2 separate regions of the Homo sapiens genome follow, and region 2 is linked to region 1. The links are chromatin loops, found by intact Hi-C in ENCODE. Cell type or tissue: endothelial cell of umbilical vein. All regions are shown on one strand. Links, peaks and the distances in the headings refer to the core of each region. The heading gives the core; the rest is flanking DNA. Region 1 overlaps THSD4 (thrombospondin type 1 domain containing 4). Region 2 overlaps MYO9A (myosin IXA).

The links. Hi-C counts contacts between places; a loop is a spot of excess contacts. Peaks named below come from ENCODE experiments on the same cell type or tissue, not always from the same donor. Only the 100,000 strongest peaks of a DNase experiment are listed, where the experiment ranks them.
Region 2: it touches region 1 in a loop (3-fold over the local background); 1 of 110 quality-filtered maps calls a loop at or near these places.

The regions. Positions count from the first base shown.
Region 1 is chr15:71,749,748-71,763,768 of GRCh38, reverse strand. THSD4 (thrombospondin type 1 domain containing 4) reads right to left here. Exons shown (of 18, transcript NM_024817.3): 15 at 5,694-5,867. Among named protein-coding and RNA genes, the nearest start is that of NR2E3, 54 kb to the left of the region's middle. RefSeq lists an enhancer at 1,342-2,541. In endothelial cell of umbilical vein, for the core only: a CTCF peak has its summit at 10,917 (motif pointing left); a DNase peak (open chromatin) is centred at 10,918; H3K27ac peaks cover 1,438 bases.
Region 2 is chr15:71,843,357-71,860,269 of GRCh38, reverse strand. MYO9A (myosin IXA) reads left to right here. Exons shown (of 42, transcript NM_006901.4): 34 at 474-535; 35 at 5,701-5,893; 36 at 8,010-8,138; 37 at 8,912-9,017; 38 at 10,103-10,234; 39 at 11,302-11,425. It also overlaps the pseudogene RNA5SP399. Among named protein-coding and RNA genes, the nearest start is that of NR2E3, 41 kb to the right of the region's middle. In endothelial cell of umbilical vein, for the core only: a CTCF peak has its summit at 9,251 (motif pointing right); no DNase peak of the experiment used is centred there.

The DNA of each region.
Region 1 (14,021 bases), core at 8,363-13,362:
AAAACAATTTTTTTTAGAGACGGGGGCCAGGCGCGGTGGCTCACTCCTATAATCCTAGCACTTTGGGAGGCCAAGGTGAGCAAATCGCCTGGGGTCAGGAGGCTGAGGCAAGATAATCACTGGAACCTGGGAGGTAGAGGTTGCAGTGAGCCAAGATCGTGCCACTGCACTCCAGCCTGGGTGACGAGCAAGACTCTGTTTAAAAAAAAAAAAATTTGTTTTTAGAGACAGGGTCTCATTATATTGCCCAGGCTGGTCTTGAACTCCTGGCCTCAACCAATCCTCCTGCCTCGGCCTCCCATCGTTCTGGGATTACAGGCGTGAGCCACTGTGCCCAGCCTCTTAATACTTTTTGATTTAAAGTTGTAAAGCTGTGGTCTATGTACTTTATTATAGACTTTAAAGAATCGACTACCTTTATAAGAAGCCTGCAACAATGTCTGCAGTTCAAACTCTAAATATTAGCTTTGCTGTCCATAGGCAGCCACACAATCAAATAAAAATAGAGAGAAAGAAAAACACGCATCTACAGAAAAAAAAAATTATAAAACCCCCAAACCAACAAATGATGAAGTAGTCACACAGGGCATGAAATAGCAGAGGCCATCAGTTTCTGCTTTGTCTATGTCTTCTTTTTTGCCATCTTCGTAGCATTAAAAAACTACGGGATTTTTTTACTAAAAAAAAATTTTTTTTTTGAGATGGAGTCTTGCTCTGTTGCCCAGGCTAGAGTGCAGTGGTGCAATCTCGGCTCACTGCAACCTCTGCCTCCCAGGTTCAAGCAATTCTCCTACCTCAGCCTCCTAAGTAGTTGGGACTACAGGTGTGAGCCCCTATGCTTGGCTAATTTTTGTATTTTTAGTAGAGATGGGGTTTTGTCATATTGGCCAGGGTGGTCTCAAACTCCTGACACCTCAAGTGATCTGCCTGCCTTGGCCTCCCAAAGTGCTGGGATTATAGGCGTGAGCCACTGTGCCCAGCCAAAAAAAAACTATAAGATTTCCCACTCTGTTTCTCCTATTTTCTTCCATGTTAGTTTATGATTTGGAGTGTATTCGTGTCTTGTCCTTTTCTTTCAAGTGCTGCAGGCAATGGAAGAACTGAAGGCAGGAGAAGAGCCACAAGCTGCAGCAGGCAAAGGTCTGGCCTCTCCTGCAGGAGGAATGAGGATGGGGCAGGGGTGGGCGGCAGGGGTGGAACACTAGACTGAAGTCAGGAGACATGGAAACTAGAGTCTAGACAGTGTCGCTAAATAGTTCTGTGTCTTTGGCTAAGACGTTGCACTTTCCCAGGTCGCTGTGGTCTTATCTGAAAAGAGAAAGTGAGGGGTTTGAAAACATAATCTGAAAGACCCCTCAATGCTATGAGATCCTACATCTGTACTAAGTGTGTGGCAGAACAGAAGACTGCAAACTTTGATCAAAACTTGTAGTTATCTTCTGCTATTTTTGGCAAGTCCTTGAAGAGATTGTGTACTTCAGGGAGAATGAGCCCGTCTCAGCCTTCTCTTACTGTAAATGCTCAGAAATGGCAGAATATGTGCGTCTGGAAAGTGAATGAATGTGTTCATGTGTGTGTATCTCTATCTCTGTGTGTGTGTGTGTGTGTGTGTGTGTGTTTGCACACGCGCATGAGACAGCATTTGAAGACAAGAAAGGGCAATCAGCCTTGATGGACCAGAAATTATGGGGAATCTTTGAACAATGAAAGACAGATGAGATCAAATTGAAGAAGGAAACTATAGTCCAAATGCACACAGAGGAGGAGCTCTAGCAAAACTCATGTGCTTCAGGCTATATTGGTGGTGGACATGGAGATCAGGATGGAGGCCTCAGGACAATGAGTGATCAGCTGAGTTACTGGCCAAGAGCAGCCGGGCTGGCCTGACTGTGCCAAGGAAGAGGAAGCAGTGAGTCATCTGCCAGAAGCATTCGTGTCAAAGTGCAAAATGAAGTCATTTTCAGGTATTCAAGGGCTCAGAAACCTTACCACTTACAAATCCTATTTGAAAGACTTCCTGGGTTATAGTCTTTAGCAAAATAAAAAAGAACCAGGAAGAAGACACAGGACATAAAAGAAGGAGCTGGCAAAGACACCAATAAAAGCCGTTATTACTAATGGATGCCAGGTGTCTTTTTGGAATGATAAAAATGTGCTGGAATTGGATAATGCTGAATATGGTTGTACAACTTTGTGAATTTACTAAAAACCAATGAATTCTATATTTTTAAAGGGTAAATTTTATGGTACGTGAATTATATTTCAATAAAAAAATCTTTGGGGGGAAAGCAGAAAACTATTTTAAAATTTAAATCTATATTTTCTATAAAATTAACATTAATCTGGAGCTAGATCCAGATAATATCAACATCTTTTTGGAGATATTGTAGATTGAGAGAGTGGAGGTAAATAAAAGGGGAAGGCTTCTATTTTCTTTTAGGAGAGGATGTGGTCACTGATAACTTGACACTAATGGAGACATAAAAGTTTAAAATTCTGTGCTAAAAATTTGAATCTTATCACAGAAGAAATACCACTAGAAGATTTATAACTTCCAAAATGTTGGAGGGGAAAAAATGGAATTAAGAAAACCTGACTAATAACAAGCATGTTGAAAGGAAAGAGGAAAGAAGCAAGAAAGCATGAAAATAGAAAACACAAAATAAGATGGTAGGGAAAAGTCCAAACATATAAGTGATTACAATAAATATAAATGGTTAAAATTTAACTCTTAAAATACAGAGGTTTATAGATTGGGTAAAAATAAAGACAAAAATAGTCCTGAAAGACATACCTTAAAAATACATAGAACGTTTGAAAATTAAGAAATTGATGAAGATACATCAGGTGAAAATCAACAATAAGAAACAAGATGGAGTAATTCAAATAGTAGATAAAATGTAATCCACAGAGAAAAGCACACATGAGAAAAAGTAATATTTAATAGGGATAAATGCTTTCAGTGAGAAGTGATGGCAATTAGGCATGTTTCTGTACCTAAAGAATTCCTGCAGTTGCACTTTTGTGGATCACTGATTCGCGAAGAGATGAGAATAAATATATCTATTGCAATAAATGCAATCAATAAAATGCAATCCAGACCCAGAGGCAGACAAAATGGCTGCTCCTGAAGACTAGAGACTGTGACAGATCTCCCCGGAACTAAGACAATCTAAGGTTGCAGTAAACTCAGAATTGATAGAGAAGAAAGGAAATAATTCTGGGCATAAATAATAGACTTGGTAGACTCTCATGAGTAAGAGTTGGGCTACTGTGCCTCCAGAGTAGAAAAAGACTCCCTAAGCTTGATATACTCCTAGTTAGTTTCCAGGGATCTGGGAAGCAGCAGAAATGGAATATATTCCTTTCTTGGTGGAGTCAGAAAGACTCTAAAGCCAGAAACTCCTTGGTCTCTGCCTCTCCATGGACTTAGGTCTCATTCTCTCAGACTGGCTTTTTGCACAAGCCTCAGTAGGGCCACTGCCAGCCCTTGAGCTCACAACCTCTTAGTGAGTCTCTTCCCTAAAACACAAATGAAATGTCCTTGGGAAGGATTCTGTGGCTCAGCTTGGGTCACACATCCACCTGTTGGATCACATGTCTACTCCTGGACTAATCACTGTGACCAGGCTGGTGGGGTATTCGAAATACCAACTTTCATTCAACCCATATGGTGAGAAGGAACATTTATTTTTATATTCTGAAGCCAGTTAATGTTTAAAACTTACCTTTCAAGAAATAAGCATGCTCTTATTTCATTTTCTTTGGGGATAATGTCAAATTCCTAGGGCAGGGAATTTCCAGCAGGCCCTGACATCCTTATAAATCCAGAACCAAAACCCTTGGCCACATTCAATTGTATCTTGACCCTTTTGGACAACAGGGCAACAAATCCTTTGTTTCTAATCTTAGCAGAAATAAAGGTTGTCTTTGCCAGGGTTCATACCACCCTTGGTTCTTTAAGCTTAGGTCTAAAGTCAATAGGAAGCCACAAGCAAAAAAGGCCCTGAATCCTGCTCCCTTCTCTTCTAAGAATGGTAGACATATGAGTTCGATTGTACTGCTTATCTTCACGTGTGTGACTGTAATGATCTGATATGATTTCACACATCTATGGATATTTGGTATAATTGGTGTCCTATATACAGTCGCTGCTGAATTATCTTTGGGGTTTAGGTCCTATGTATTTTACTACCAGTAATGAGATAGAAATAGCTGGCAGAAAAAATAAACATAGAGAGATGGGAACCAATATTTATTAAGTGTTTCCCATATCCCAAGCAATGGGTAATTCTCTTTATGTATAGCATCTTATGAAAACCTCGTAACAACCTTAAGAGGTTGATATGATTACCTTCATATTCAGATGAGGAAACAGGCTCAGAGAGGTTAAATCACTCACCTAGAGCCAGAAAACTCATGAGAAGTCAAGCTGGGATCAGTTAGCAAATGTGTCTAACTTTGATATTCACCAGAGTAGCACTGGAAGTACTTGAATTCTTTCTGAATTCTCTATATTTTAAAAAACATTAAAGGGAATTTGAATAGAAAAACATTTCCCTATGCTTTTTGCATAAAAACTCTACATTGAAGTGGCAGAGATGATAGGGTTTGAATATTTTCACATTCTATTTCTCACTTGCCATTATACCACATGCACTTTCACATCTTCCTAACGATCGCTGTCATTGTCACCTTATATTTTACTGAGTTATGATATGCCATAATATCTGTAACCATCCTGCTGTCATGAACATCTCTGTTGAAAAAGGCTGTTTTTTTTCTTTTGTTAATTATTTCCTTAAAATGAATCCCCAGGAGTGGGGTGACTGGGTTAAGGCAAAGGAACATTTTTATGGTTCCTGACTTTTATTGCCAAATTGCTTTCCCAAGGGCTTGTGTCAATTTACAAGGATAAGGCAGTGCATTTTTTTCCAAGGTCAGTTTTTAATGCTACTTAAAAGAAATAAAATTCTATATGGAGCCAGAGGTCTTGATAATGTGTAAATCATGATCATAAGCCAAACAGTCCTTGGAGAACCAGCCAGCCCTGGGAGCCAAATGCTAAGTGGCTCAAGAACTCCAATACTGATGATAATCAAACCAAGGCAGTCATTTCCACATTTTCTTAGTGGGGTTCACGTTCAATTTTGGAAGAGTGAGGGAAAATGTAATTCATCAATTATTAAAGTATTCAGTATTATTTATTCTTCATAATGAACAATTCCAACTTTTAAAATTTCTGCTTCTGATACTGTCAAATACAGAAAAACTGGCTTTATTAACAGGAATAATAGCAGCAGCCACCATTTATTTTGTGTCAGGCACTGTGCTACATACTTTATGTACACAATTTCATTTCTTCTAAAAATAACCTCATAAGGTACCATCACTGCCAGCATTGTATAGATGAGGAAAGCATGCTAGGCCATAAGCCCCCTGAGGGCAGAGATATTTGTGTTGCTCACTGATGTAACCCAAGTACTTAGATGAGCACACCGTAGGTGCTCAATGAATACTGTTGACTGACTGAGGCTCCAGAAATATAAATAGCTTCTCCAGGGTCACAGATAGACAGTGGCACTGCTGGGATTCAAAGCTGGGACACCTGACACAAAGTCCTGGTTCCTAACCCCTCTGGTATGCTGCCTTTTGCCTGACACAGGCAGACATACCCAGTTCTGGCCACTCACCTGACTCCAGCTCCCGGCAAACCACTCCACCTTGCCCGTGCAGGGTCCGTTGTCACATGGGGTGGCCTCTGCCGGCCGGTTGTTCCCACAGCCCTCCAGGGGCAGGCTGCTGACATGGTTGGTCATGCACACCACCGAGCGTGTCCGCACTCCGGCCCCACACTCCGCTGAGCACTGTGAGACAGGGGAAGGGCACATTAGTCAGGAGGCCCTGGCAGCTGCTGAAGCCACTTTCAAATGATGGAAAGGAGGATGGAATGCTTCATTTTCCTGCCGTCTGTTTCCCCTAGAAATATCTGGCAGCTTCTCGTGCATAGCCTACTCCATTATGAGATATCAGTATGGCAATTCTCTGTCTTAGATTTTCTGGGTTGGGCTTCATTCCAAATTCCAAATATCCAATCTTGCCACTGCAATTAATACACTTATACTTGTTAGACTATCCTTCCCAGCTTTTGCTTTCAAAAATATATTCAGCTTGGCCGGGTATTGTGGCTCACGCCTGTGGTACCAGAGCTTTGGGAGGCTGAAGTGGGAGGATCGCTTGAGCCCAGGAGGTTGAGGCTACACTGAGCTATGACTGCACGACTGCACTCCAGCCTGGGCAACAGAGTGAGAAGACCCTGTCTCTAAAAATAAAAATAAAAAAATATATATATATTCAGCTGAAGAAGAATGGGTGCATGAAAACCTGGGCATATTTCTACCTGCTAGTAGCCAAGTCTGGGTTGGAAAAATAGGGGGACTTAAGTCTGTCACCTCAATGTTGCTGCCTGATATTAAGGCAAATTGTTCCAGTCTCTGAAGGTCACAGCTATGAGGGGATTGGGAGACAGCTTGGTATAGAGGGAGAGCTTGGCTTTGGAACCAGGTACATCAGTGTTGATATCCTCACTAGCTGTGCGGCCTGGAGCAAGTGACCCAGCCCCTCCTACCTTTGGCATGCTCATCTAGACAACTGGCATAGAAACACATTTCTGACAGGGCTATGGAGACTGTATAATGTGCTTTGCAGATGGGAGGTGCCCAGTAAATGGTATAAGGGGCTTCAACCCCTACATTCCCACTCCAAGATAGAGAAACTAAGCCTCATAGGGATAAAATCTTCACTTAAAGCCAAATATCTATTAGTGATTTTTCTACTACAATCACACTGTCCTCTCCTAGGATACAGTGAAAACATTCCTGAGTCACAGCCCAAAGCTCATAGAGCATTTTCCATCTGTCTTGCCATACGTTGGAATGTGCCCTTATTTTGGTTCTCATCTTATCGTGTCTTTTCTTTTTTTCGAGACAGGTTCTCGCTTTGTCACCCAGATAGGATTGCATCACCCAGGTGGCGTGATCTCAGCTCACTGCAGCTTCAACCTCTTGGGGTCAAGTGATCCTCCCACCTCAGCCTCCTGAGTAGCTCCAGGTGCTCACGACCATGTCCAGCTAATTTTTGTATTTTTTTGTAGAGACGGGATTTTGCCATGTTGCCCAGGCTGGTCTCAAACTCCTGAGCGCAAGAGATCCGCCTGCCTCGGCCTCCCAAAGTGCTGGGATTACAGGTGTGTGCCACCACACCTAAACTTTATCTTTTCAAACATTTTTGGGGCGTCCTTATCTGGGTGTCCTACAGATACCTTGAATCCAGCATGTACACCTTCACCACCGTTACCATTCCTCCTTTTATTTTTCTGATTTGCTTTCAAGTTTCTACCTGGATTTAAAAGTTGACTATTCTCCTACCCTCTTGCTTCCAACATCTAGACAATCATTAGGTCTCACAGACTCTAGTTCTGCCACATTTCTCTAACCTGTCTTGCCCCTTTCCATCCATGGTTCCCAGCACAGTTTACTTTCTTACCCTGGACTGTGGCTGTAGCTTCTTGCTCAACCTCACCAGCTTTTCCAATGCATTGGGCTGCCAGGTGTTGAGAACTCCATGCTAAAAATTCCCTCTGAAGTTATCCCATTCCTAACAGAAGTCACATATGGACTTCTAGCATTAAGGGTTTTCTATAATATGGCCCCAATTGACCCAATTCTTCTAGACTAATTTCCTATTATCCTATCCCCCATACCTCCTTCTGGACAGACTCAGAGTGGCTATTATTCCCTGATCACATAAAAGGCTCACAGAGCCCTTGCCCCTGTCATTCCCTCCACCCAGAATGCTCTTTCCCTTCACTGGACAGATCAGAAGCCTTTAAGGCTCACCTCAAATACCTTCTCCTCTGTCCTCTGTGAAGACTATCTTGAGTGTCCAATTTAAGATGTTCTTTCAAGCCTTGGAATTCTCATGGCACTCTATGTGCTGCTTCCTGCCTTTGTATTATGGTTATTTGTGTCCTGTCTTTTTTTTTTTTTTTTTTTTTTTTTTTGTCTTTGCTGAAGCAGGCTTGGTGAGAGCAGGAACTAACGAATCATCTCTAATTCTTTCTCAGGTCAGTGTCTTATTCATGAGTAAATCCATGAATATCAGTTGCATATAGACTTGGGCCCTGCCTTGTTCATTTCTCTTATCTATTAGCACTTTCTAATCCTAGACGTGGCCCTTTAGCACATGACCAAAGCCCTTTCTAAGGGTTTCTGGGTCTTTTCTTAAAAATAGAGTCAATGTTTGAGTTCTACCCGTATTATTTTAGAAAATAAAGCAATAGAATTTAAATAAAAATTGAGAAAAGGGAAAAACAATCCTTACAACCTCATTTCCTTATCAAAATTTCCACTTTCATTTTTGTATGCTGACATCTAGTCTTGTAAAATCACATGCCAGCATGAGCGATCAAACATTTACCTTTCCACTGCTAAGCTGGGCTTGACCCCTTAGGGAAGAAACTCCCTCTGGAGCAAAGGGCTTGAAGGGGATCAGAACATGCCACCCCAAAATATGTTGCTTTGGCATGTTGATTATTTTGAGCTGAAGGCTATTGAGAAATAGCAGATGCAGGAAGAGCTCTCTGCCTTCCCCATTTCTGCCTAAAACCAGGGCATAAATTTCCCATGAGAAGGGTGCCCTCCCAGTGCTAGGAAGAAGAGAAGATTCTTATCACTGGAGATGGGGAGTTGACTCCAAGACAAGTCTGCACAAATAAACTTTAATAAAAGGACCCTTATCTTCTGTCAATTTCCCCCATATTTTTCTTAGTCAATTTCTCACAATTTACTGTCCCTAGAAGCCCCAGCCCCTTTCCTTTGTCTAATCACTTCTCCATAGTTTATCACCCTTTGTTAAAATGGTATATAATCCCTCAAGTCTAACTGCTTCTCTGGGGTTGTCACTTCTTTCCTATGAAGCCCCCCATGCCACTACAAAAATATTAACATCAAACAAAATTGGTATGCTTTTTATCTGTTAATCTTTTGTCAGCTTAATTCACAGACTGCAGCCAGAGAACCTAAGAATGCAGAGGAAACATTTTTCCTCCCCTACAGGTTTGCAGACATTTTTCATGTCCTTTGCTATTTTGCTATTTGCATATTTCATGTCCTTTGCTATTTTGCTAGATTGCTATTAGAAATCTGGGACAATGACTCAGTCCTTTAGCTTAAAATTTGTTACAATAATTGGAATATTCTAGGCTAAAGGATTTGTTTGTTTGTTTGTTTGTTTGTTTGTTTCAGCCATGTATGATCTGGTTTTCTTCCTAACTTTAAAACTCAAGACATTTAAATACTCTTGTAAAGAATACAATGTAGGCCAGGTGTGGTGGCTCACACCTGTAATCCCAGCACTTTCGGAGGCTGAGGCAGGTGGATCACCTGAGGTCAGGAGTTTGAGACCAGCCTGGCCAACATAGTGAAACCCCATCTCTACTAAAAATACAAAAATTAACTGGGCATGATGGTGTGCACCTGTAATTCCAGCTACTTGGGAGGCTGAAACAGAAGAATCGCTTGAACCCGGGAGGTGGAGGTTGCAGTGATGCAGTAAGCCGAAATCATGCCACTGTACTCTAGCCTGGGTGACAGAGTGAGACTCCATCTCAAAAAAAAAAAAAAAAAAAAGAATAAAAGGTAAACAGAATTTCAGTTATCTTCATGTTTCCAACCCTTAGGCTACTTGTTTCCAAGTAATTTCCATCTGACTAGCTAACTTAATTTTCTGCTTTCAAAACCAAGTAATGCACATACATTTGGGAAAGTGTCTTCACATCCCCATATACCTAATTTAAAAGAAGAATATGAAGGACCATGCCAGTGCCCAATGGGAGGACATCACATGGATGAGGCCTGTAGAGGAGTTTCATTTTATTACAACACCTTCAGTGAAAAGCCCAACAAGTGTAAACATGAAAGGAGCTCCCCACTCACGACCTGGTCCAGGAAGCCTGTCAGCAGAAGCAAGGGGAAGGAGAAGTCCCTACCAGGGAGTGGGGACTAACCTTCCAGGTGAGGCTCCAAACCACACCCACCCACTGTCCTTAAAGGATGTTCCTAAAAGGACCAAATCTGCTTTGCTAGTCAGAAGAGGACATGACTCGTAATTGAACTTCTGGGCTGATAAAACACAGAAACACATGGAATTCCTAAGCAACCCTCTGGTGGGGACTGCCTTCTCATTCCAGCAACAGTTAAATCCTAAACTTGGCCCAACTGGCCCCTAAGGGACTATAAGGCTGTAATGACTATTCTTGAACTTCAGCTTTATGCATCATTTCTTATAATTTAAATGATTCAGTATTTTTTTCCTGGAAAACTTTCTTAGAAATTAGGTGTTACCAAACTAAGGCTGGTGGACTTTCTAAAAGTGTTTTTTTCCTGTTGTGATTAAAAATTGCACATGGGCTTAAACCTATCATTGATTTGTAGAACTGAAAAGTCAACGATGCTTACTTCTGATAAGGCCCACTCTCAAGTACAAGCAGCTGAAAAGATGTTTTTAAGGTGAGTCATTAAGCCAGAAGAAACTTTGTGTCCCTAGAAGTTTAACAGAAGATTCAGACTGGGGTTACAACCTCAATTCACTTAGGTAAAGATTAATTAATTTTAAATTGGGCAATAAGACACACTCTGTACTCTTAAGTGTTTGCGAACTTTAATTTTCTTTGGTCTCTCCCTCTTGAGCTTATTGAGTCGGAAGCTGTGTCTCGTTCATGACTGGCATGTAACAGGTGCTCAACACGTGTTTATTCCCAGTAATAAAAAATTTCATAGTTCAGACTAAAGCTTAACGAGGCCATTTTCTACACAAAGCAACTATTCAAAAGTGGAAGACTGCCATCCGCTGGTCATTCCAGGGGCTGAACCTTTTCTAAGACCAACTGGTGGCCCAAAGGCCCCTGGTAACACGCAGCTGAAGAAGAATGAAGCAGCCCACAGGAAATCCTTCCCACTGTGCCAACCTCATCTAGGTCATAGCTTCAAATATATTACTGCAGCGGTTACTCAGCAATGTTACAGTTGAAAAAACTGAAGCTCGGTGAATCAGTAGCTGGCTCAGGGTCAAATACGAAATAAGTGATGGTCATGGAGATGATACCAAAGCCAATGTGCGTTTCTTAAACCCAATAGTACTCCCTTCCCACTCATCTACTCTAAAATAAGCATGAACATTTAGAATTCATGATCTATTCTGAGGGTAGATAAGGCAAAAATTATTTACTTACACCATAGCACCCAACTTGCATGATTTAGAACATCTTTTCCAAAACGAACGAAAGAGTTCCCTGAATAGAATAAAGTGCTCATTCTTTGCTCTATTTATAATTTTAAGCCAAGCTAGATTCGGCAAGAACTTATGTTGAAATGCAAAGCAAAATTACTTTAAGGGGAAATCTGCAAGTCATTATTGGAGAGGAAATAGGTAGAGTGGAAATCTTTGGAAAATTTACATGTAGCTTTTTACTGTTCTAAATAAATGTGGGAGACACACAGAGGAATGAACCACTGCAGCTATTTTCCCCACAGAGTTGTTTTTTCTCTGTACGTATTGTGCTCTGTGCCCCCTGCCTTTTCAGAGAGTGGCAAATGTAGAGACATGGAATTTACAAACTAAAGAATCATGGCAACAAAATGACTGTAAAAGCGCTCTCAGTTGCTGCTTGGAAGACTACACCGAAATAATCTTTCTGGAGAACAATTAGCTAAAATGTATTAAGAGTTCAAAAAGCATTCATAATATTTTCCCATAATTTAACATGATTCCACGCCCCCACTATTTTACAGAGATAAGAAGAGGTGCATATAAAGATTTATGCACAAGAACACTTACTGAAGTCTTTTAAAATATTCTGTTTTAAACAGTAAAACATCACCCGTGTATGGAGGCTTATAACTGTAATCCCAGCTACTCAGGAGGCTGAGGAGGGAGGATCACTAGAGCCCAGGAGGTCAAGGCTTCAGTGAGCCATGATTGTGCCACTGCAGTCCAGCCTGGGCAACAGAGCAAGACCTGGTCTCAAAAATAAAAATAAAAATAAAAATAAAAATAAAAACTAGAAAATCCCAAACATTTAGAAATAGGAGATTGTTTCAGTTATATAGTTCTATAGCTTATTATAATAAAAATCATGTTTTAAAGATTTTATGCTTATAATAATTAAGTGAAAAGAGGTGACCAAATTATACATACATTATGATATAAAGATACATTTATATCTTTAAAATACGTATGAGGAAAAAAAGCTATGTAGGTAAAGTATGTATGAGAAGAAAAAACTTGAAGTATAGCTTAATCTCAAATTTTCTTTTGGTGAAGAGGTTTGGAGCATACTTTTCCAAATTTCTCATATTCTTAAAACAATACTGTGTTACTTTTTAACCAGAAAAAAGCCAACATTTTTAAGAAAAAGAATCATTCCAATATAAAAATGAAAGTCCAGCATCATTCTTTTCATCCATTTGCTGATACAGGAAATCCATCAAGTTTACTGAGAACACGAATGAGTTCAGAAACTGAAGCACAAAAGGATTAGTTGAGGAAACTAGATATTTTTAGCCTGGAGAAAGTGGAAGGGGTTCCCCAATGGCTGTAGGGCTGTCCTTTTCTAAAGGACAGTGGGACTTAGTAAGAAACACTTTGGTTAACTGTAAAAGGAGACCTCTTGACACCTTGAGCTGTACAAGAAATAGATGTAATTGTCTGGACACAGGGTGAATTTCTGATAAAGGGTTTGGGCAAGAGCTGTGACCTATGTCAGGGGCACTGCAGAGGATTCCTCATGCTGGCAAGGAGGCTGAGCTCACAAACACCTTCCCCCACTGTTTCCGCAGTACCATGCGCTAATGTTTGGGATGGGAGGCTTGGAAAATAGGGATACACCGAAGAACTAGGATGAGCTCTCCTGGACTCAGCTTTAGGGCAGAAGCTTGAGTCAGTGGCCAGATCAGCACTTACTCTCCATCTGTTTCTCTTTGGTTAGAGCCTCCCAGATGGCCAAATTAGTGTCTGCTCCTGGGACTGGGGGCACAGTCAGATGCTCATCTTGGAAGCTCAGTATTTGCACCAAGGGCTGTCCATCTGGGGCCATCGTGGGCCTAAGGGGCAGGGGCCATATGCCATGAGGTGTGGGGAACACACAAGAAGATGAGCCGCTAGGTAAGAATCTCCAGGACCATCTCTGGAGGTGGAGTGAAGGCTGCATTTGCAGGTTTGTCCTTCCTCTCTTTCTGGATAACACTCCCTGTGGAAGTGGATTGTTATGGTGATAGAGGGACAAAATGAAGGGGCATCTTACACCGCAGAGGGAGAGAAAACCTATGTGAACACCTCTAGGGGTGATATTCAAAATACTCAATAACAGGTGCATGGTGGCCATTGACCGGTCAGAATGGACACTGACCAGTTGGAGTCAGCCAATGTGGCCGTATGGGGCATGTCTGCTGATATCCCCAAACTGCGTGAAAGGGTCCTTCTTTGAGTCTGAGATACTATGGTTGTTGTTCTCATGATGCTGGGAGTGGGGACGGGGTGGGGGCTCATGGGCTGCATCGTGTCTCCTAAGATCCAAGAACATGGCTGGGCTCCTCTGTCTTTTTTATGGCCTTGTTATTCAGAGTGTGGTCCTTGGACCAGTGGCCTCAGAGACCCTGGGAACCTATTAGAAATGTAGGCTGTGGCCAGGCACAGTGGCTCATGCCTACAATTCCAGGGCTTCGGGAGGCCGAGGTGGCAGATCACTTGAGCCCAGGAGTTTGAGACCAGCTTGGGCAACATGGTGAAACCACAAACAAATACAAAAAATTAGCCGGGGTGGTGGCGCGCACCTATAGTCCCACCTACGTTGGCGGGAGGGGGGCAGGGGGTGCTGAGGCAGGAGGATTGCTTGATCCCAGCAGGTCGAGGCTGCAGTGAGCTGAGATTGCACCACTGCACTCCAGCCCGGGCAATAGAATGAG
Region 2 (16,913 bases), core at 6,261-11,260, 99 kb before region 1:
TGTGCTACCCAATTAGTTTTCATTTCAGGAGGGATCTTTGACAGTAATGCCTTCCTTATCTATAGGAATGATTCTTAATAGGCATTTCTGAGATTTTAGTATGTTGTAGAGCATATATGTGGTAGAACATGAACACTAATTTGTGAATCAAACCACAAAGATAAGTATCCTGCTGGAATTTGTTGGGGAGTGGTACTGTATGGCATAGGGGCAGGATGAGCAGCTTTGAAAGAACAAAAAGCTTTTTCATTGACTGTGGCTAGAAATTTTGATCATGTTTTCAACTTCATTATACCCAATAGAATGGGTTAAAATTCTTTTTAATTACACCATTGTACAAAGTATGTATGTCATATTACAGCAGTCTGAGATTTAAAGAAAAAAACGTAGGTCTAAAATAAAGTATACTTGATAAGTTATTATCACTGATGTACAGACTTCTAAAAATGTTGCATTCCTCACCTATTTTTCAGTATGCAAGTATGCTTGCCATAAGAAGTGCTGTCTGAAAACCACAGCCAAGTGCTCTAAAAAGGTAAGAAATTATCACCTATCAGTAATAGATAACAGACCTGTTGGTCTTTTGTGCCTTATGGAAATAAATTAAGGCCTTTTTGATAGTTTTACAGATGAGTGGTTTTTAAACTTTTTGACCACAAATCACAGTAGAAATATGTTTTATGCCATGATCCAGTTCATATGTTTGGTGATATATGTACAAAAATGAATTGATTTTCATAGAATTATTTTACCGTTACTATATGTGAGTTACTAAATTAATTTCGTAAACCACAATTTGAAGAACACTGCATTGAGGTTTCATACTTCCTTAAATGCTCATAAATCTTCTAGGAATTATCCTTAATGCAGTAAGCTACAATTAAAGATGAACAAATTTAAACATGAGTAGCAAAATTCACCAGCATGGATGGTTGGTGTTTTTACATATATCTCTTGGATACACAGAGATCTAAAATATACTGTACACATACTGTTTGATACCTTATGTTTCAAGGAGGTAATCTTTTTAAAAAATTCAGGCTTTTATCGATGTATGATCACAACATTTTCTTATTCATTAATCACATACTGACAGTTGTTACAATAGCATGCAAATCTGAAATATAAATGTGTGTGCATGTTGTTTGCAGTAGACAAATCATGGCAAAGTACAGAGAGAAATTTGATTCAGGAATTAAAATGCAAAGAATATGAGTGAGACATTTGCTTCCAGCTAAGATGGAGCAGCTTATGTCAGACAAATACTAAAAAAGTTTGTTGGCAAGCATCAGGGAGCTGCACAGGCAAATTGTACTTTAGGAGACTAGATTTTAGAGAGAAGAGAATGCAGAGTAGTGAATCTACATCTGTGAGATGTTTTTCTTCTAGTGGGAATTTTCCTTTTTTTTTTTTTTATTATACTTTAAGTTCTAGAGTACATGTGCACAACGTGCAGGTTTGTTACATATGTATACATGTGCCATGTTGGTGTGCTGCACCCATTAACTCATCATTTACATTAGGTATATCTCCTAATGCTATCCCTCCCCCCTCCCCCCACCCCACGACAGGCCCCAGTGTGTGATGTTCCCCTTCCTGTGTCCAAGTGTTCTCCCATCCAAGTACTAACCAGGCCTGACCCTGCTTAGCTTCTGAGATCAGAAGAGATCGGGCGCATTCAGGGTAGTATGGCCATAGACCCAAGTGTTCTCATTGTTCAATTCCCATCTATGAGTGAGAACATGCGGTGTTTGGTTTTCTGTCCTGGCAATAGTTTGCTGAGAATGATGGTTTCCAGCTTCATCCATGTCCCTACAAAGGACATGAACTCATCCTTTTTTATGGCTGCATAGTATTCCATGCTGTATATGTGCCACATTTTCTTAATCCAGTCTATCATTGATGGACATTTGGGTTGGTTCCAAGTCTTTGCTATTGTGAATAGTGCCGCAATAAACATATGTGTGCATGTGTCTTTATAGCAGCATGATTCATAATCCTTTGGGTATATACCCAGTAATGGTATGGCTGGGTCAAATGGTATTTCTAGTTGTAGATCCTTGAGGAATCACCACACTGTCTTCCACAATGGTTGAACCAGTTTATAGTCCCACCAACAGTGTAAAAGTGTTCCTATTTCTCCACATCCTCTCCAGCACCTGTTGTTTCCTGACTTTTTAATGATCGCCATTCCAGCTGGTATGAGATGGTATCTCATTGTGGTTTTGATTTGCATTTCTCTGATGGCCAGTGATGATGAGCATTTTTTCATGTGTCTGTTGGCTGCATAAATGTCTTCTTTTGAGAAGTGTCTGTTCATATCCTTTGCCCACTTTTTGGTGGGGTTGTTTGTTTTTTCCTTGTAAATTTGTTTGAGTTCTTTGTAGATTCTGGATATTAGCCCTTTGTCAGATGAGTAGATTGCAAAAATTTTCTCTCATTCTGTAGGTTGCCTGTTCACTCTGATGGTAGTTTCTTTTGCTGTGTAGAAGCTCTTTAGTTTAATTAGATTATTTTTCCATGTACCTTTATATACTTTTACCTATCAATATTCACTAAATGTAAAAAGTGCAAAAAAAAAAACTGTCGATACAAACATAATGTTGACTGAAAGCTAGAGACAAAAGAGTACATTTAAACAAAGTTCAAAAATAGATTAAACTAACTCAAGGTGCACATACTCTGTTTTTCCATTTATATAATATCCAAAAGCAGGTAAAATTAATTTTTAGTGACAGAAGTACAGATACTGGTTATTTGTGAAGGGTAAAGGGCATAGTGGCTGGAAGGGACCTGGGGGAATTTTAAACTGCTTGGTAATATTCTGTTTCTTAATCTGGGTCTTTGTGAAAATCCATTAAGCTGTAACTTGCAATGTGTGTATGTCACAGCTCAATAAAGATTTTATTTAAAATACACATTGAAGTTAGTTTAAATGAAAAATAACTATGAAACAAAAACTATAAAAATATATTTTTAGAAAAATACTCAGAATTTTTTTTTCCATTGAAAATAGTAAGATTAATTTGTCTCTTCATTTCAAGAAATAGAATGTTCTAGCATGTTTGCTTTAGATTACTTAGTTTCAAATCAAGTTATTTTTAAAGTTTTTGTTTAATACCTAAAAGTATTTTGTTATTTTGCTTCCACAAGTCATAACATTTCTAATGCCATAGGGATTTAAATAAACAGAATATGTATTTGCACATCTGTGTCCCAGCATTAGGAAAACATTTGACTAAAATTTAATCATTACAGCAAGCCTTATTCTATTCTATTTCTATAATAATTTTTTCAGTATTTGACGTATACCAGGTTGTCATGCTGTGTATGTTCAACTTAATCTCTACAACAACCCTCTGAAGTAGAAAGGAGGTATTTCTGTTGCAAATGTGAAATAACCTAGCCAAGTTCACATAGTGACAAGGCAAAACTTTTAATATGCATCCTCTAAATATTCCAAGATTGTGTCCTATTCTGCCTTAGACTTGGAAATGCTTTTCAGAGATGTTGTGTGATATTAAGATAATTTAATGTATGTCAAAATAGACATGAAATTAATACTCTAAGGATTAAGAGCTGGAATGCAGAGCATGTAGATACATGCATGAATGATGCAAAATAATACTGATAATACTGCTAAAACTAATAAACTGATTATTCCTTTATTTAAAATTATCTGGTAGCTTCATTTCCGTAGCCACTTTGCTCTGCCTACCTTTGTAGTTTTATATTTCCTGTGCCTAAAAGATCTTGCTTTCTTTACTTATCTATTACTTGCTTTCCAACACTAAGGTTGAACATCAGGTCTTTTCAAGATCATTAGTTGTTTGTTATCCAGCCCAGTCTTTCCTGATCTAGTTGTCTCTCTTCTGTGTTTCCATAATAGTTAATCTATTTATAATTTTACTTATCTCCACACACTAACACTACTAGTCTTTTTCTTTTTTTTTCTTTTGAGACAGAGTTTTGCCCTTGTTGCCCAAGCTGGAGTACAGTGGCGTGATCTTGGCTCACTGCAACCTCTGCCTCCTGTGTTCAGGTGATTCTCCTGCCTCAGCCTCCTGAGTAGCTGGGATTACAGGTGCCCACCACTATGCCTGGCTAATTTTTGTATTTTTAGTAGAAATGGGGTTTCACCATGTTGGCCAGGCTGGTCTTGAACTCCTGACCTTAGGTGATCCACCCACCTCAGCCTCACAAAATGCTGGGATTACAGGTGTGAGCCACTGTGCCGGGCCTAACACTACTAGTCTTAAGCAGAAGGCCTTGATTTTGTTTCCTTGGTACCTAACACATAAATGACAAATGTATGAATGTAAGGCTGGAAAGTAGAAATTAGAATCAGTTCAAGTAAGTTCTTGAGTATGAGACTCAAGAATGTTTGCACTTTAGTTTGCTATATACTAATTAGCCGCTAAAGGTTTTTGAGGATAATAAAACAGATTATATATACTACAGAATATATTAAAAGGAGACATATGAATATGGGGAAAACTCGCCAAGAAAGTGTTGAAATAGTCTAATTGGTTAGTGATATAGTTTTGAGCTGGGGTGATGACACTTAGAACAGAAAAGAAACAATAAAGAGGATGAACTGATTGACTTGGCAACTGGTTGGATGCAGGTTAAAGGAGAAAATGGAATATATAGTTAGGGAAGGACAATGGTACAGGAGAAGGAAAGACAGATTTGCAAAACAATTTTCAGTCTCAGAGATAATACCTGCCATTTTTCTTTTCAGTGAATTACTTCAAATAATCTTAAGGGTAAGCTGTTATGTTGCAGTCACATAGGATATAAAGTAACCTATAGGTTAATAAAGTATAATATTGGCTGGACACAGTGGTTCATGCCTGTAATCCCAGCACTTTGGAAGGCCAAGGCGGGCAGATCACTTGAGGTCAGGAGCTCGAGACCAGCCTGGCCAACATGATGAAACTCCGTCTCTACTAAAACTACAAACATTAGCTGGGCGTGGTGTCATGTGCCTGTAGTCCCAGCTACTTGGGAGGCTGAGGCACGAGAATCGCTTGAACCTGGGAGGTGGAGGTTGCAGTGAGCTGAGATCGCATCACTGCACTCCAGCCTGGGTGACAGAGCGAGACTCTGTCTCAAATGAATGAATGAATGAATGCATGAATAAATAAAGTGTGATATCAGATACGCTATTCAAGTCCATACAAAAGAGCTGTAACAGTAGTCATGGGCTGATCTGTGTGTACCTCTGCCTTTAATTATGAAATCATTTTTCAGTTAAACTTCCGTAAAGTTTATATAAACATCAAAGCATTCTTATGCTTAAGAACTTGCTGACAACTCTAATTCTTATCAAATTAGTAGATTTTCTAGTGGTATCTGGTAGGTGGTCAAGCTGTTTGCATATAAAATCCAACCCTTTTCCCCACACCCAAATCCCACCTTTGCTTTTGAAGCAATTTTTTGATAGGAGAAGCTGTAGCCCTTTGCCACTGCCTTCATTCTTCACTCCATTATTTTCTTTTGGAGATTCTGGTGGAAAAGGATTGAAACTAATATCTCATTTATACTTACTTAAACATAATTCCCTTTCTCCCAACTCTTCTAACTATGCTCATAAAACTTCAGAGAAATAAAAAAGTAGCTCCTGGTAAAGAAATGGTTAAACATGTTTCAAGATGTTTGAATGCATTTGGAAACTAAAAATTATCTTTCATTTAGTATGATCCAGAGCTGTCATCTCGACAATTTGGGGTTGAACTGTCCCGTTTGACCAGTGAAGACCGAACTGTTCCTTTAGTAGTGGAAAAGCTCATAAACTACATTGAAATGCATGGACTGTATACAGAAGGTATTTATCGAAAGTCTGGTTCGACTAATAAAATCAAGGAGCTTCGGCAGGGTCTAGATACAGGTAAGATAGTGCCCTCTAAATCATAATGAAATACTTTTATTTAAATAGTTCCTTTCATGCTCTTAAAGTTTTCATTACATGTCAATCCTTTACTTAGCAGCCAGAAGAATGCATTCTTTTCTGTGATGCTTTGTTATCATTTTTTGGCTTTCTAAAGAGTCTTTGGTTTCATTTGGTCAACTCAGCAGACATATATTGAGCATATAATTTGCACTTGGGACAGATCTCATTTAATTTTTGTAATAATTTAGTAAGATTGTGATACCTCTGATTGACAAAGAGAAAAACTAAGGTATAGGGAAATTAAATAATGAGCTGCTGATGATGATGCAAGGTGCTGTACTAATGTTTTTATAATATTCACAACAATCCTATGAATTAGGGATATTATTATCCCCATTTACAGAAAAAGGAACTGAGGCTTACAGAAGATCTTGCCCAAAGACTGATCGCCAATAAGTGACCAAATTGGAGTTAACCCCAGATCTTCTGAATTCATAATCTATTTCCCCTTTCTCTTTATTATTCTGACTCCAAGGGGTACTCTTTCCTGTGTATCATCTTCTTGCCTGCCTACACTGATGACAGTTACTCAAACTGATAATTAGTGAGTTGAGCATGTATCTTTGTAGAGCTGTAGTTTTAGTACTGGAATTCATGCAGGGGACTGACTCTGGTTTCATTCTCAACTTCTACATTTTACCACTGTTGGGAAGGAATAGATCTTTTTGAACTAAACAGAGTAAAGCATGTCCTTGTGTGGGCAAGAACCTGTGTTCAGTGCTGTTTCTTATGAACAAATCAATGAGAAATGAATTGAGTATGAAAATAATAACAATGACTGGTAAGACTCAGGCAGGAGGTTCCGTCTACAAGAGACTTGGTCTACTTTGGTTTACAGGCAGTTACTGACTTTGTCTCTGATACCTTGAAATAGCACAAGTGAAAATCAATCATCCTGAATCTTCCCCAGTCATCTAATCTGTATATCCTTAGGGAGTTTATAAGTGAAACGGGTGAAGGTGTTTCCTTTACATTTTCTAAGCTCAGTTATCACTGTCCTTTTATCTCTAAGAATGACTTAAAATTAGCCTTACTTTCAGAAAGTGTCCTGTATGCGTTTTTTCATTTGTCATGTAAACCATTGTTACTCAAAGTGTGGTCTGTGGACAAATCCAAAACCAGGTAAGTACAGAAATTGAGAGCAAGCATGTAGAGACGTTTATAGCAGTATAACAGTGCTTCAGCACGAAAACATTCATTCATTCATTCATTCATTCATTCAGAGACAGTCTTGCTCTGTTGCCCAGGCTGTAGTACAATGGTGTGACCTTGGCTCACTGCAACCTCCGTCTCCTGGGTTCAAGCAATTCTGCCTCAGCCTCCCAAGTAGCTGGGATTATAGGCGTGTGCCACCACACCCAGCTAATTTTTATATTTTTAGTAGAGACAGGTCTCACCACGTTGGCCAGGCTGCTTTCTGTCTCCTGGCCTCAAGTAATCGGCCTGTCTCAGTCTCCCAAAGTGCTGGGATTACAGTCATGAGCCGCTGCTCCTGGCCATGATCTTTTATTTTACACATTTCAGTCCACAACAGGTTTGGAAAACAAATACACAAGACGTATTCTTTCACCACAGTTAGAAGCACAGTTCCAAAGCATGGAATTACATTGTGGAAAATAGGTTAGTCAGTTTGACTAAGAAACATGAAGCCGGCCGGGCATGGTGGCTCACGCCTGTAATCCCTCCACTTTGGGAGGCCAAGGCAGGTGGATCACCTGAGGTTGGGAGTTCGAGACCAGCCTGACCAACATGGAGAAACCCCGTCTCTACTAAAAATACAAAATTAGCTAAGCGTGGCGGCGCATGCCCGTAATCCCAGCTACTCCGGAGGCTGAGGCAGGAGAATCACTTGAACTCGGGAGGCAGAGGTTGTGGTGAGCTGAGATCACACCATTGCACTCCAGCCTGGCCAACAAGAGTGAAACTCCATCTCAAAAAAAAAAAAAAAAAAGAAACATGAAGCCTTCCTTTAATGATGATAGTTTCTAAAGTGAATTATTTGAATCTCTTTGCATGTTTTGGCTCTGTTAATCTAACTCTTGTCTCTAAATAGATGCTGAGAGTGTAAATCTAGATGACTATAACATACACGTCATTGCAAGTGTATTCAAACAATGGCTTCGAGATTTGCCCAATCCTCTCATGACCTTTGAACTCTATGAGGAATTTCTTCGAGCTATGGGTAAGCATAGGCTTCCTGGGTTAGAGAGAAGGCCTATAGTTGGGAAAGAAATGCCATCTTGAGTATAGATTATCAAGCCATCCTCTAGTGGTTTAATTCTTATAGATTCAAAGGTAAGCTTTTGACAGTGAATACAAAACGGCTAGTATACTGTCACCTATTCAAATGTTGACTTTTTAGAGACTCATCAAAACGTTAGTGTCCTAAAAATTTTCTGAGTGAGACACTTGGTTGCTTCTTACAAAGAAATGGAAAGACTGGGGTTATAAAACAGATTAAAATATTAAAAATAAGTTTTAAGATTAGGCTTATGTTCATTTAAATTGGAAATCTAGGCAAGAACTATGTGTAAAGCTGGCTGTTTTATGCCAAGCTTAACAGGTTTCAGAGTTTAGTTTCTCAGTGCTGTAAGTGCGTAGGATATTGATAAAGGCCTTCCTAGAGGTATTTAGGCCCTGAGGATTCATAAATTATGTTGACTTTAATGGTAAATCAATCTGCTACACAATGACTGAAAAACTAGAACATCTCTATCCCCTTGCTGTTATTAAGGATTACTGTGATATAGGTTCAAACTAAGGAGACTGTTTATGAATATAGAACTCAAGCAAAAGGAGTTAAATAGTTACTGTGAGTTGCTCTTCTCCTGCCCTACAGGTACAACTACTCCTAAAACTCTGTAGCCAGCCTTCTTTGCTTCATAGTGTCTGGGAGGAAGATACACTGTATAAGGGGGGATATTTAGTCTTAGTTTCTGCTCTTACTGTTTTTAGGCCTTCAGGAGAGGAAGGAGACAATCCGTGGTGTATACTCTGTGATTGATCAACTCTCCCGAACTCATCTCAATACACTGGAACGCCTCATCTTTCATCTAGTCAGGTAACTTTAAGAAGCAAGGGAACGATTTTTAATAGTTTCTCTTGGATTATTTTAAATAGATAAGGAATTTCTCCATTTGGAAGACTGACAGGTATTTATTTTTTCTTCTATTTATAAAGTCAGTGTCTCAAACAGGTGGTTAGGATACCTTGGAGCAGAAATATTCAGCTGAGCTGGAATGCATGGCAGTTGCTTTTCTGCCCTTGTTTGAACCATGTAACAGCTTCAGCCTCATGGTGGCAGTGTGTAGTTTAGCCTGTTTTCTAACAGCTGAACTAGAAAGGATATATAATCTATTGAAATGACCTAATTCATATGAGGGGTTCAGATCATTCTCAGGAATTGACCAAAGAGGCGTCAGGAGTAGTGTCTCTTCCCCTGTGTGTAAATATCAGCAGTAGTTGAGAAGAAAGCCATCTTTATTTTTGGTTAAAGCCTCTACTCTGCATTCTTTTTTTTTTTTTTTTTTTTTTTTTTTTTTTTTTTTGAGACACAGTTTCAGTCTGTCACCCAGGCCGGAGTGCAGTGACGCAATCTCAGCTCACTGCAACCTCCGCCTCCCCGGTTCAAGTGATTCTCCTGCCTCAGCCCCCTACATAGCTGGGATTACAGGTGTGCGCCACCACACCCTGGCTAATTTTTGTATTGTTAGTAGAGACAAGGTTTTGCCATGTTGGCCAAGATTGTCTCAAACTCCTGACCACAAGTAATCTGCCCACATTGGCCTCCCAAAGTGCTGGATTACAAGTGTGGGCCACCGTGCCTGGCCGATTCTGCATTCTTTGGACATGTTCATCTAGTGATCTTGGCCTAGAGCAGGTAGGTCACAAATTTCCCTTGGGAAGCTATCGGCTGACCTAGACTGCTTCAAGGAAAGAACAAGTGAAAATACATTTTCCAGAGACAAAGGAACAAAGGAACAACTTGGGAAAAGTCTGCAGACCCTTAAACTTAATGGATATCCTTCTAGTACTATGCAGTTCATGTCATACTGTCTTCTTTTGCTCATCTCTTCTGCCTATTTCCCTATGGTGCTCCCTTTTTATCCCTTACTCATTTGTTTTTTGTTTTGTTTTAATTCTTAGGATTGCTCTGCAGGAAGACACTAATCGAATGTCTGCTAATGCTTTGGCCATTGTGTTTGCGCCCTGCATTCTCCGCTGCCCTGACACCACTGACCCACTACAAAGTGTACAGGACATCAGTAAGACTACCACGTAAGGCCAGTTACCATAACCTTTGCAAGACCTCAGGGACTTCTGACTATGTAGTCACTGTATCCAGATATCAAACATAGTGAATGGGTTCATAAATTCAGGTGTTTTTAAGAAGATTGTTGGACACTGCTGGGTTTTCTTATGCTGAGGATGCAAACTCCTGGATTCAACTGAGCATCATTTGTCTTAAAGCATCTTATTTTTAAAATCTGGCTTTTCTTTAGGACTGCTTGTAGTTTCTAAATAGATTTTAAATTTCCATTTTACCAAATTATGGACACTTAGTATCTTCCTGTAATCTAGTCTAACTGTGGTCTTAATGGCTCTGAATCCTTTGGTCTTAATACTTCAGTATTCCTGTATTTCACCTTGGTCTTTTTTCTTGAGGCTCTGCTTTCCTTCTAACATGGTTTTCTTTTGCTCTCCTCAATCTTGACTGCAAAAGGAACTTTAAAAAATATATCAATATTTGGATCCCATCCCCAGAGAGTCTGATTTAATTGGTGTAGCGTGTAGCCTGGGCATTGGGATTTGTAACTGCTCTTTATTTTGTATTATTTTTAATTAATTAATTAATTAATTTTTTGAGATGGAGTTTTACTCTTGTCGCCTAGGCTGGAGTGCAGTGGCATGATCTTGGCTCACTGCAACCTCCACCTCCCAGGTTTAAGCGATTCTCGTGCCTCAGCCTCCCAAGTAGCTGAGATTATAGGCGTGCACCACCATGCCTGGCTGATTTAGTATTTTTAGTAGAGACAGGGTTTCACCATGTTGGCCAGGTTGGTCTCGAACTCCTGACCTCAGGTGATCCACCCGCCTCGGCCTCCCAAAGCGCTGGGATTACAGGCATGAACCACTGTGCTCAGCCATAACTGCTCTTTAGATGGCTTCTAAAGTGCAGCCAAAGTTGTGAACCACCATTCTAAACCTTGTCTCTGAGTTTATCAAGTAAGGGATGTTAATTTTTTCCTTCATCTTTCAACTGTCTACCACAAAAACAGTCTGTGAGTGCTATACTTTATTTACTTCACCTCTTAACAGTTTTTTTCTCTTTCCTTCTGTTTCAGTTGTGTGGAACTGATTGTTGTGGAACAAATGAATAAATACAAGGCTCGTCTCAAAGATATCAGTAGCTTGGAATTTGCTGAGAATAAGGCAAAGACCAGGTTGTCACTGATTCGTAGATCAATGGTAAGATGCAACACATGGAATAGTGGAAAAATGGGAGTTGTCTTGGGAATTTAAATGTGCTTTTGTGGTGTATACAAGGATTATTATCAGAATCTTTTTTATAAAAAACAAGTAAAACGTCACCAAATCTCAAGGTGCTATGGATTCCTCATGTTTAATCTGCTGGCTCTCTTTAGTTACATTATAGAATCTATGTGATTAAGTGTGCAGAATTTTTCAAATCAAGTATTTAGATAAAATGTTGGTGTCTTAATAATCTGCCTTGCTTTCTTTTCATGTCCTTTCTATGAAAACGTAATCCTCTTCTAACTTTTTTCTCCACTTCCTTCCACTGTCTGTTCCCGCCTTTAATCGTGTCACTTTTGGTGGTCCTGCCAAGACCCCTGGGATGTAGAGAACTTAATCATTTGTAACTGAATTTAAATGGAATCATTTGATTCTTAAGGAAATGGAATTCCATCTATGAGTCTACTGTAATCAAAAAGTATTTCTTTGAGTTTAGGGTTAGGTTTTGAGACAGTCCTTGTAAAACCGATAATTTATTTCCTTGGTTTGCCCACTTTTTAATATCTTCCTTTGCAACCAGTAACATATAACTCCAGTTCTCAATGACCACTAATCAATAGCTTCAGCCTTATTGATTAGTGGTCATTGAGAACTGGAGTTATCCATATATGTTACCCTGAAGTCAGTTTTCAGGATAACTGGAAAACTGCTGCATTAAGGTTTATTTATTGCCCATTTGCCACCCTTCCTCTCAGTTGTAAAATAAAATTGTGACAATGAGCACGCATTTCAGATTCCCAATAAATCTCTAAAGAGAAGCAGGCTTCATCATGCCCTTACTCTTTCAGGGGTCCAGCAGTACTTCCTCCCATATCTTCACAGTTTGCAAATTAGCACTAAAATAATTCTTTTTCTTCCTTTATTATTTAATCTGCCTGGCACAGAATAAGTGCTTAACAAAGGTCTGTTGATTAAGGTAGTGAAGGGTCTTCTGTAAAAACAAACATAAGCATGGGCTTTTTGCAGGCAGTAAAGATATTAAATAAAACTCATCATAGGGGATACTATCTAAATCTTTTCCCCAGAAATTAAAAACAGAAATCCCACTTAAAAGTGAAACATTTCTGTAGTATGAATTTTCAGGAGCTCAGTTCTGAGAGGCCCAATTTAGTGGTGGCTATCCAGGCAGGAAGGGAAGAGCCTTTTGCTATAAACCTACTTTTCAAAGCAGATAGATAAGCTGCGCTTTTTTCCAGTGCTGCAGAAGATGGATATTCAGTCCATTGCAAGATTAAACCTTCTCTTTTAATGAGGCAATGACATGTACATTCTAACCTTCTGCTTTCCTTTTCATGTCCTTCCTAATCCAGAAACCTGTACTAATTGCAGTTAGATTCATGAACATTACCCGCAATTCAGTCTCGGTATGTATTAATAATGCAATGTGTCACAGCCACTCTACATTATTGTCTCTCGTTCATCCAGGAATTGTTCCGCCCTGTCTATCATTCATGCCTGTCCACCCTCCATGTTCGGCCCCAAGTCAGGTTCTACTTTTTGATTACCTTTCACTTGCTTTTCTCTTAATCTCTTTCTTTAGATCCTTCATTTTCCTTCCTCTGTATTGTGTAGTTGAACAGCATCCATTTAAAATACACTGGTTTTTCCTCTTTGTTAGATGAGCCTCCTTTTGGGTTTCTTCTTTGGTTGAATCATTAAAAGGTGAAAGTTAAAAGCATTGAGATATCAAATTAATTTCTGCTCTATGAGCTGTGTTCCCAGCAATCTCCTCCACTTTATTATTTGAAATACTTACTATTACTTTCAGCATCTCCTATCATTAGTAATGCTTATTTGTCCATTCATATCTGTGACTCCGATGGTGTCCTCCCAGATGTAGAAATATGGTTCTTATCCACTTAGCATTTATCAGACAGAGCTACAAATAGGAGTGAACTAATCCAAATTGGTGGACTAGTTCTAGACTTAAATATTATGGTATGCTAGAACTCATACCAGGATCTCATTGCTGGTATCCCTCTTCAGTTCCATTGATTGTACAAAAAAAGGAATGGGGGGGATGGAAGGCTGAGAACACCAATATTTGTGGAAAACTGTCCACCTGTGTTGTAACCATTTTATTGAGGAGGCTTAACTTGTTGGGATGCTAATACAAGTCAGTTTTTCTTTTTGTCTATAACTGCCTCTTAACTCCAGCCTGTCAAACTTCCCTTTCCCATTAGATATCAGTTACCTTAACAGCATCTTGAAACCAATTCTATAATTTTCAAAAATTCATTTCATTCTAGTATTTAAGAGTCAGTTCTCTTCATATTAAAACTTCAGTCAGTTTTAATCCAGTGCTCTTCTCACTTCCTCCCAGGGCAGACTAGACCTTTATCTGGAACTTAAAACTTTGGAGGGTAGGTGGGTAATTTCTGTTTGTCAGACACTTCTGCCTTTCGTCTTTCTTGACCCTTTCTCCCCTGATGTTGAGACTGGGAGGAGTGATAGGGGAGGCAGAATTCTGTATGATATCTTGGTGTTGAGATGGCAGTCCACTTTCTTGGTTGTTCAACACTGCTATTCCGGCTCATTGTCAGTAGGCTAAGTAAAGATAAGTAGTAGCTCCAGTTTACCCTGTTGACAGTGAACTCAGTTCTATCTCATTTCTGTAGGCACTGATAGTCCCTTGCAAGATATGGTTACATCTTCTGGCTAAATCCTGGGTGTTGGCATTCACACCATATGGGAAGCTGTCAAACTCACAGGGCAGATACAAGTTTTCCAAAATTCTCATATTTGTTTGAAAGCTTGAAATTTACTCACTGACAACAAATATCGCCATTTGTTTCACTTGCAGTAACAGATTCCCTTCATATAATTTCAAACCACGTACTCAAGAAGAATAATCAAACTTTGTCAATTATTGTAAATACTGTTTCATTAATAAAGCAGCTAATTTGGCTTGCAATTCAAAGAATTGCACTAATACTCTTTCTTGAGATAACCATTAGTATGTGACAGAGTTGCTGTATGTGTAATTTCCAGTTAATCATACAGAAAGTTGAAAATAGTTAATTTAACAGTTAAGAAGTAAATAAAATTAATTTACACCTCTTGTTCAATGACATGAAGTGAAACTGACTTTTTAAAAACTAAATGTGTGGTAGCAAAAGAATATGAAGACTGCTAGAACCATTTGGTATCATTACCTTGATTCACGTAACGGTGACAGCAGTTGAACCCACAATTGCTTGTATGTAATTAGTACAGATGTCAACAAGTGAAAATGGCAAATAGCATCTTAGTATAATTATGAAAATAATTTTGACATTGTAGACCCTGTGAAATGGTTTTGAGGACATCATCACACCCCAGCATCTTTGCTGGGGATCTGTGGGCTACACTCTGAGAACCACTGCACTATAATACATATAATACTACCGGCTCACTGCACTTCACAGAAATATTTGATGAGAATAATTCCTTTTCATATGCAAGATATAAATACCTACAAACAGATACTAGCTGTATTTAAAGTGCTTACTAACCCTGATTATCTGGTGAACCATAACTGCAGGCATTGGGATATGATTTTTGAACAAGCTTGGATACCTAGTTATAATACCACACAAAACAACCAGTCTTTTCAAAAAAAAGCCTTGGATAAAGGATCTCTCCTTATCAGGAAAGCAAACTCCTCAGGAAGTGGTCTGATAATTCAGTTCCTTCCTATTTTTGTGACTTAACAAAAGGCACTCAACAGTGATCTTCCGTCTTGCCCTGAAGTGCTATTTTTGAGTAAAATTTCATTAGGATTCTGAGATTTGTGTTTTAGCTAGTTATATTATTATTCTGTCTAGATAATGCATAGTTCCTCCTCCTCACACATTTAACCCATAGACAAACCCTAGTAACGTGTACTTTCTTTGGGTCTTCATAAAGTATCATGACTTTCTGCATGAGGGTAATATATGTCTTTTTCTAAATAGTCATCAGGTTTACTAAAGGCAATGCAATTCATTCCTTCATTATCACCATGAGTCTCTTTTACTGTTTAGGCTTACTTCGATTTATAGTATTTAATTTCTTTGTGCCCATCAATCATGCCTTGCCATTCCTTCTTGCATTCTTTCGCTATCGTGAGCCTTACAGAATTTTCAGAAGAAATCAAAGCTCTCCTCATAGGCCTTATTCATTCTAACACTGGAGTATCTTCTATTTGTTTCCACTGTTATCTTCTTAAAGTCTTAGGAGAAAATGAAAAAGTGAGTTTCAACTGATTCCCTCAAATAGGGTATCCTGTTTCCCTCAAATAGGTATCACTCAGATCCCCCACATTAGAGCATTTGACTCTCAATATTTTTGTTACAGTCTGAGAAGCCTGTAATGGACTGGTCTCACAGAATTCTCACCCAAATTAAATAATTAAGACTGTCTGTTTCAGAATATCATTCTTAGAAAAAATAGACCATAGAATCATATATAGACTTCCTTAGACAGAGCATGGCAAATCTATATGATTAGGTGATTGAATGTGGGTATTAGAAAGCCTGTCCCAAAAGGAAGGAGGGAGAGATGGATTAGACAGTACTGTGTGCCAAATATGGTGAGAATACTAAGGAAGAAGTACTTAATTCTGCCTGGTGGCACAGGGAAAGGCTGTAGAAGTGACATGTGAGCTAGCTCTTAAGGGATGAGTTTAAATTAAGCAGATGGAGAAAGAACTACCAGTTGGTAAAAGTCAACAAGGTTTAATTCTGTAAAAAGCTATATAGCTTACATATAAACTTGTATATATAATTGTGCAGAAGGGAAACCTTAAGTTAAAACCAAAATAGGCTTTGTTTTGAAGCAAACTCTAAGACATTAGTACTATGGGGTCTTGAAGAGTGAGCCAGGACTCACAAAGTCTCAGAGTTTAGTACTTAATGTAAATTTTGGTGCTTTATATCTTATATTTATGATAGGGAATGGGAACTGATGTTAGCTACTATTTTTTAGCCATAAAAACAATTTCCTCCTGGGTCGTCTTCAAGGTTCTCAATAAGAATAGCCAAAAAGGGGCTGGGAGTGGTAGCTCCCAGAACTTCGGGAGGCCGAGGCGGGCGGATCACTTGAGTTCAAGACCAGCCTAGGCAATGCGGTGAAACCCCATCTCTACCAAAAATACAAAAAAATTAGTCAGATGTAGTGGTGTTTGCCTATAGTCCCAGATACTTGGAAGGCTGAGGTGGGAGGATCGCTTGAGCCTGAGAAGCAGAGGTTGCAGTGAGCCAACATAGCACCACTGCACGCCAGCCTGAGTGACAGAGTGAGACCCTGTCTTAAACAAAAACAAACAAAAGAGTAGCTGAAAAGAATCCTAAGACTAATCTATTTATTTATTTATTTACTTTATTTTTGAGACAGAGTCTTGCTGTTGTCAGCCTGGGCTGGAGTGCAATGGCATGATCTCAGCTCACTGCAACCTCCGCCT